Linked DNA regions of Homo sapiens: region 2 is linked to region 1. Evidence: chromatin loops called from intact Hi-C (ENCODE). Cell type or tissue: gastrocnemius medialis. All regions are shown on one strand.

What was found. A loop is a pair of places that touch in the nucleus more often than their neighbours do. Peaks named below come from ENCODE experiments on the same cell type or tissue, not always from the same donor. Only the 100,000 strongest peaks of a DNase experiment are listed, where the experiment ranks them.
Region 2: it touches region 1 in a loop (8-fold over the local background); 1 of 110 quality-filtered maps calls a loop at or near these places.

The regions. Positions count from the first base shown.
Region 1 is chr2:111,134,169-111,138,168 of GRCh38, forward strand. All of the region lies in intron 2 of BCL2L11 (BCL2 like 11), which reads left to right. Among named protein-coding and RNA genes, the nearest start is that of BCL2L11, 15 kb to the left of the region's middle. In gastrocnemius medialis, CTCF peaks have their summits at 182, 406 and 1,828 (motif pointing left); a DNase peak (open chromatin) is centred at 1,843; H3K27ac peaks cover 1,696 bases.
Region 2 is chr2:110,769,521-110,773,520 of GRCh38, forward strand. All of the region lies in intron 2 of ACOXL (acyl-CoA oxidase like), which reads left to right. Among named protein-coding and RNA genes, the nearest start is that of ACOXL, 39 kb to the left of the region's middle. RefSeq lists an enhancer at 2,609-3,110. In gastrocnemius medialis, no CTCF peak of the experiment used is centred here; DNase peaks (open chromatin) are centred at 961, 1,275, 1,741 and 2,241; H3K4me3 peaks cover 629 bases; H3K27ac peaks cover 2,710 bases.

The DNA.
Region 1 (4,000 bases):
TATATGTAAGTCTAAATGCCTTTTTGTTATTTGTTTTTTGTTTCCTCTGTTCCTTGTTTCTTTTTTTGTTTTTTAACCTTACTGTGGGTTATACGAACATTTTCTAGGATTTCGTTTTGATATGTTTATGGTGTTTTAAAATATATTGCTCTGTATCATTTTCTTAGTGGTTGTTCCAGGTATTACAGTATGTGTGTGAAATATATATTCTAAGTCTACTGGTATCAATGGTCACAGCATTTTATGATGGGAGCTGAAGAGTAGAAACCTTACTTTTCTTTAGGCTCCGTTAGCCCCATTTTTCCAATATAATTGTCTGAAGTATTTCCTCCATGTACATTGAGCACTGAATGAGTTGGTATTGTTATTTTTGCTTCAACCATCAAATATGATTTAAGAAAGTACTGTTAGTCTACCAATAGTCGCTTCCATTTTTCCCCTTCCAATGTTCTTTCCTTTCTGAAGTTCTAAGCTTTCTTCTTTTGTCATTTCCTTTCTGTTTAGAGAACTTCCTTAGTTCTTTAATGATAGGTCTGTTAGTAACAACTCCTCTGAGTTCTCCTTCTGGGAATGTCTTTATTTCCCCTTCAGTCCAGAAGGATATCTTCACGGAAGATAGAATTCGCAGTTGATGTATCTCTTTCAGTACTTGGAAAACATGCCACTTTCTTAGGGCCTCTATGGTTTTAGATGAGAAATCCCTTGTCATCTGAATTGGTGTTCTCAACTAAGTTATGTGTCATTCCTATGTGGCTGCTTTCAAGATTGTCTTTTAGTATTAAGAAGTTTAATTGTGATGTGTCTTGTCATGGGTTCTTTGGGTTTATCCTTTTTGGGGTGCACTCAGCATCTTGAATCTGGAGTTTCACGTTTTATGCCAGGTTTGGGAAGTTTTCAGCCATTATGTCTTTAAATACTTTTCCAGTCCCTTCCTCTCTTTTGGAACTCTGATGATAAGAATGTTAGTGCTTTTGTTAGTCCTGTAAGTTCCTGAGACTGTTCATTTTTTTCCAGTAGATTTTCTCTCTCTTCAGATTGAGTAAATTCTATTGATTTTGCCTCATATTCACTGATTGTTTTTAAAATTATGTTTAATTATATTTTTCAATTCTAAGATTTCTGCCTGTTTCTACTAGGTAAGTTGGAAGTTCAGATTTCTCCTTGGCTTTGCTGGTACTTTCCAAACAAAAGAGGGGCCCCAGTGCACACTGCTTTATTGTGTCCAGTTGTTGGGGGAGATGTGTAAGCTTGGCTCCCTCAGCCACTGCTGACACCAGGAAGCAGGGAGACCATAGAGGGCTGCCTCATACCTTGTTTCTGCAGAGTAGAGGTCAGAACTCAGCTTCCCTCTGAGGGAAGCTGACCCCACCAGGGGTGGGGGGGTCAGGTACAACATGCCAACCAGGCCCACTTTCTACTACCTGATTCTCCCTCTTTGATGCTAGATGGGAGAGTTCTCTTTTGTTCTCTTTAATTAGCCAGATGGGGCGAAGACTCAGTACCCACTGGGTGCCCAGACACCCAAGGCTGGGGCTGGGAGAGCCGATGGGCCCATGAACCCTGTTTTGCACTGTCTGGTTCAGTGGGTGTGTGTAATGTCATGTCAACTAACTAACCCCACCTTGTACCCACCCGTTGCTGTTTAGTAGAGGTGGAGGCTTAGCTCACTGCTCACTGCTCAGCCCCACTAATGTAACCCTGGGAGGGGATGTTAGATAACTGCCCTACTAACACTGCTTTGGCAGGGCAGCCGGATCACCTCTGCCTGCTTCTGCCAGGGAGGGTCTGGGAGATCGGCCTGCTGACACCATCTGGTGGTGGAATCAGAGCACCTCCTGCTTCCCCTGGGCTGGGGATGGGCTGGAAGATCAACTCCCCACTCTGGCCACGCGGTGCTGTGGGGCTGCTGCCAGGGGCGTTGTGGTTTTCCCGTTGCTGTTTGGCTAGAGTAGGGCAGGAGTCATGGAGTGGTTTTCTGTTGTTAGGTCACCCTCTTTTCAGTCCCTTGGCGATGGAGAACAGGCCTCCCATGGAGCTGTTATCTACGCCTCTTGGAAAGGCCCAGTTGGAGGTTTCTTCTGCAGCATGCTGTCCAGGATACATGGGAGTGAGGAAAACGGCATACTCCCTGTCCGTCATCCCTCAAGTCCTGAGGTCCCCAGCAGCCTGTCCTATTTCCCGCTTCAGTTTTCCTGGGCCTGCTTGCTGTGTTCTCTCTAGGGTTGTCTGAGGTTCTGTCTCGGGTTTTCAGTTGGGAGAGGAAGGACCTGGGGAGATGGCTCCTCCACCTTAGTGGAACTAGAGATCTGCAGCTTCCTTTAGGTGTTTATGGTGGCTATTTGTCTTAGTCCCTTTGAGCTGCTCTAATGGAATACCTGAGACTGGGTGGCTTACAAACAACAGAAGTTTATTTCTCACAATTCTGGAGGGTGATAAGTACAAGACAAAAGCAGGTTTGGTGTGCGGTGAGGGCCACTTAGACGGCACCTTCGAGCTGTGTCCTCGAGTGATAGAAAATGTGAGGGTTTCTCTGGGGTCTCTTTTGTGAGAGCACTAATCCCATTCCAATGGCCCCACCTCCTAACACCCATCACTTTCAAGGTCAGGTTTCAGCGAGAGTTTTGGGGGCATGTAACGTTTATACCATAGCAGTATCAGTTGGCTCTGGCTGCAAAGACTACTCTGAATTGTAGAAGTTACTTCTTCACTCCTTTTTACTCTCCATGTGGAATAACAGACTTACAATGATGGAAAGAGATTTAGCTGTGATCCAGGCCACCTTTTTCAGATGATAACCGTAATATCTATTGCTGTAACTCCACTGTGTGTGACTCTCATGGTGTGACCATAGGGCGTGCTCTGTGCTGCTTTCGAACATCACTCCTGAAAATGGCTGGGTAACCCAATTCCGATTTTATATGCCTTAGGGGGGACTTCTTACTAAAGATTCAGACTTGTTTTATATTTAGAGTACTTGTAGTAGGTTTAGAGATACACACCTAATTGCCAGTTGAATGCTGTACATTCTGATGCCTTGCTGCTTCACTTACTTTAAAACCATTAAATCTGATCATTGGCCCAGTCTCCACACACCTCATGTCTGTGGTCATCCTGCCTGTCACAGGACTCGCTATGAACCACCACCTCTCCCTGCCCATCTCCACCTCCCGCACCAGAATTAAGTTGTCTCCATTCCTTCTTTGTTAGACCAGCCTCAGTCTCTTGGTGTATTCCTCATGTGGTGACATTTCTAGCCTAATCCACTTCTGGTCCCTGCTCGGTCAATGGCTGAGACTTGTGCTGGGGCATCTGACCTCAGACTGCTTTCCTTCTCTGCAAGTCTCATCACACCTGTCCTTGGAGACCTCACAGGCTTGGTCCTGTGCTGACTGTAAGCTCTGTGCCACCCACATCTCAGACCCTGCACTGCAGGCATAGAGCAGAAGATGTAACATTCCTCCCCACTTTTTTTTTTTTTTTTTTTTCAGGAAATGCTAGCAGAAACATATATGCAAGGGGGTTCATCACAGCATTGTTTATACAGCCAAACGACTGTCCTTGGTCCTCTAATGGGAGGGGAGAATCTACATTATTCTGCCCTTTTTTTGGCAGACTGGTGCTGTCTTCATGGTGTTAAAAAGAATAATGGCATAGGGGAAATGCCTGTTGGCCTGATGTTAAGTTTTAAAAAGCTGCAAGATTATTTATGATAGTCTAGTTTAATATTAAAGAAGTTCATTGGCATATCAAAAATATAAGAATACATTAAACTGTCAGTAGTGGGTATTGTTGTATTTTCGTTACAGGTGGGCTTTTCTCCCTTTTTTCTTTCTTTCTTTCTTTCTTTTTTTTTTTTTTTTGAGATAGAATCTTACTGTCACCCAGGCTGGAATGCAGTGCCATGATCTCAGCTCACTGCACCCTCCACCTCCCAGGTTCAAGTGATTGTCCTGCCTCAGCCTTCTGAGTAGCTGGGATTACAGGCACCCACCACGACGCC
Region 2 (4,000 bases), 360 kb before region 1:
GCTCATGCCTGTAATCCTAGCACTTTGGGAGGGAAGCAGGTGGATCACTTGAGGCCAGGAGTTTGAGACCAGCCTGGCCTCAACATGGCGAAACATGGCCTGGGCAACATGGTGAAACACTGTTTCTACTAAAACAAAACAAAACAAAACAAAACAAAACAAAAATTAGCCAGGTGTGGTGGTGCACGCCTGTAGTCCCAGCTACTTGGGAGGCTGAGGCACGAGAATCCCTTGAACCAGGAGGCGGAGGTTGCGGTGAGCTGAGATTGCGCCACTGCACTCCAGCCTGGGCAACAAAGCGAGACTCTGTCTCAAAAAATAAAATAAAATAAAATAAAAAACCCCAAAAACCCCAAAACACTAAACAAATACTAGCCAGGCATGGTGGCCCACACCTGTAGTACCAGCTACTTGGGACGCTGAGGTGGGAGGATCGTTTGAGGCTCCAGAGGTCGAGGCTGCAGTGAGCTATGATCGCACCACCGCACTCCAGCCTGGGCAACCGGAGTGAGACCCTGTCTCAAAATGAACAAACAAACAAACAAAAAACCCAACACCACCCGCCCTCTGAGACCCCCTAAGGGAGGAGCCTGAACTAGGGTAGCTGCAGCTCAGCGGCATGCTGAGGAGCCGACCCTATCCTGCAGCAGCCCAGCCCTTTCCCCACCCAGCATGGTCTGGGAGGGAGAGTCTGAGGACTGAGGGATGGAGTCCTCCCAGTTCAGGAGACCACAGGGGCGCCTTTCTTTGTGGAGCGTAGAATGGAGCTAGTGGGGGCCTGGGATCCATGCTTGAAAGTAGATCCCTCTCCCTTCCCCACAATCCCACCAACCTTTGGTAGGTTGTCTAAGGAGACAAGGACCAATCCTGGAGTCTTCTCAGGAAGGAATTACAGGCAGAGCCTTGGCACCACCTGCGCTGCGATACTGCAGGCACCTCCACGCTGACAAGGGCGCTGCAGTGTCAGCTGAGCTGGAGAACGTGCAGATGGATGTTCACTTGGCACAGGAAAACTCCCATGTGACAAAGTGGAGCGTGCTTGCGAAGCGTAAAAAATCATTTCATACCAAGTAGTTTGGCAGAGATTTTCAAGCTAGGAAATTGCCTCTTGATGGAGCATCCATTTAGAGCTGTGAATACAACCAAAAAAGAAAAAAAACACAAAAACAACCAACCTCTTTGCTGCCAACCACTCTCTCTGTCAGAGTCGCCTCCAAGTGCGTTCGGCATGGGGCTGGTTGGAAGGTGAAATCTTGGCCTGTGGCCAGCTTCTTGCTCCCTTAATCAGCCCAACATGTCTGTGGCTTAACTTAGTGTCAATACTCAAGACCCGGATGTGAGAGCTGATCCCTTAATGAGGCTTGCTAATTGCAGCCCGACCCGCTGAGTCTGAAGGATTAGCCTCTGTAATCTCGCTCCTGATGAAGCGTGTTGAGCTCTGGATCCAATTATCTTCCTGTTTTCCTGGCTCACTTAGTGGCCTTAGGCAGCCTGGACAACTCTCTGTCCTGGGTGATTAGATATAATTCCTCCAGGAGGCACAGGATTGGCCCTAGACCATCCCTCCAGTCATTTCTGTGAATTATCTCGGCCTGTTTGGCACCTCTCTCTGTATGAATTCACAAAAGCCAATAAACCTGAAGGAAATGAAACTGGCCATCAGTGCGGCAGGCTCATCTCGCTGGGCGGATGTCATGAGACTCGGCAGCACATCTGTGTTTGAAGGCTCTCAAATTCCGCCCTGTAAACAGCTGGAGGAGCTGTCCACATCCAGTAATTCTAGAAGTGTTACATGATTCATCCTGCCTCTTAATAAAATGATTGAGTCATGGCTGTCCTGCCTGCTCAGGGAGCATGCCAGGCCCGTCTGTGTTTCCCTGGACCCCCCTTTCATGTTGCTCTCCACTTTTGTGGATGATCCGATGAGCTCTGAGGCAGAACGCGGTGTATAATGTGTAATGATGATGTTCTAGGGGACAAATAAGAAGGGAGTCTCATTCACTCCAGGTCTCTATGGACAGTCCGCAGGCCAAGAATAAACCATTAAAATATTTCCACGCTGTGTTTTCCCCTCTGCCATCTGTAATAGATTTGAGATGTTTCAATAATTTTAAAGCGAAAAAACAATATGAGTCTGATTGCAGAGTGTGCACGCACACACACACAGACACACACACAGTGTGAACACCATCATTGTTCTCTGTGCCAACTTCTCCTGCACCTGTTTCTAGTGACATCACCTTTGTGCACCTCAGCCAAGAGCTCTCTTGTTCCCCTGAAGTTTCCAGAATTGGATCCTGGGCTGGGGGAGTCACCAACTGCCTCTATTTCCAGATGCAGAGACCTTCTGTCTCTAAGACCCAGGTCTTATCATCTACTTTGTGGCAGTGTCTTGTCCTGCATGGGGGACAGCTTCCTCAGAGATGCTCATCCCTGGAAGCTGACAGAGTCTGACAGCCTGCACTGATCTTCACCATAGCAGACAGTGACAGCTCAAGTTGACTGAGTACATGTTCTGGTACAGTCCCAACACTAAGAACTTTAAATAGATGATGTCATTCAGTATTCACAACATCCCTCATGGCATTCCCATTTTACAGATAAGTAAACTGAAGCTGAGTAATTGGCCTGAGGTTAGTTATACAATTAGTGAGTTGTATATATAAATGACTAGTGAACCAGGGATTCAAACCCAGGTGCTCTGCTTCCTGAGCCCACGTCAAACAGGTGGTGCTTGCCCCTGTCTGCACAATAGAAGCAGCCAGACAACTTTCAAAACTCCTGCTGTGAAGGCTTTTGCTCAGGCTAATCAAGTCAGCATTTACATCTCCCAGGTGACCCACTGTGCATCTGGGGTTGCGGACTGCTGCACTATGCCTCCTTTCCTGCACCCTGTCTCCCCAAAATTGTTCCCATTAAGCATTTGGTCCCTACCAATCAGGGCTTGTGGGTGGCTCATAGGGAAACCGCATCTCAACATTACCTTTCCCCAGGAGGGAGCCAGCTGGGATCAGGCTTCTTTCAGCCAAGTGTAGTGTGGGTTGGGGACAGATACCTGGATGATGAAGATCCTACCCCTGACTCCTTCTTCCCCTCCCCCAACCAGCCTACAACCGTTCTCTCTCTCACCCAGAGCTCTGGTTTTTATCCCCATGATCCACACGAGTGAGGGGCATAGTTGCACCATCGTTATCTAAACCAGTGGTTCTCAAAGTAAGGCCCGAGGACCCGTGTGTGTCCCCAATACCCTTTCAGGTGCTATGTGGAAAGTATATGTCCAACTACCTGCATGTGAGACACTGGATATTCATCATAAACTTCAACCAAAACAACATATCACAACAGATGGCACAAAAGCAGTTATGAAAGGGCAGCTATCTTTTATTGAGCCAGATACTAAAACAATGTGAAACAATGCCATTCTTCTCATGAGTTTTTTGAAATTATGACTATTTTTCATAAAAATTATGCAATATGGTAAATTGACAGCTGTAGCCTGGACAAACAAAACCTCTTTGGAATCCTCAGAAAAGGTCCAGGGACCATAAAGGTTGAGAGTCACTGATCTAAATCGTCTACTATTTTCTCAGGAAGCTCAGTCTCAGCAGATCAGAGGGGAACTAGTAGAACATTGGTTGCATTATATTTATATTACATATATTATGACTATTATTTTTATCAGAATTTTAGGTAATCTCCGTTTGAGGTATTTTTGTATTTGGAGAAATATCAGGTGGGTGATCAGATCTAAAATGGAAGAATGTTCTAAGGTCAGCTCACCTTAGAAGGTGTTTGGGAATGCCGGGGAGGGTGGTTACTTTTCTACTCAGACCTTGAGAGAAGAAACAGCCTTTCCTGGGAAGCGTTTACATTTAAGCCCTGAGTGTGTTGTGCAAAAGGAGCTGAGCCAGGAATCTGCCAAGAGGCTGAGATGTCTGTCCTGTCCCAGTCCCAACTCACCCAGGCCCCACCCTGTTGCCCACAACTTCCAGTGCCAGCC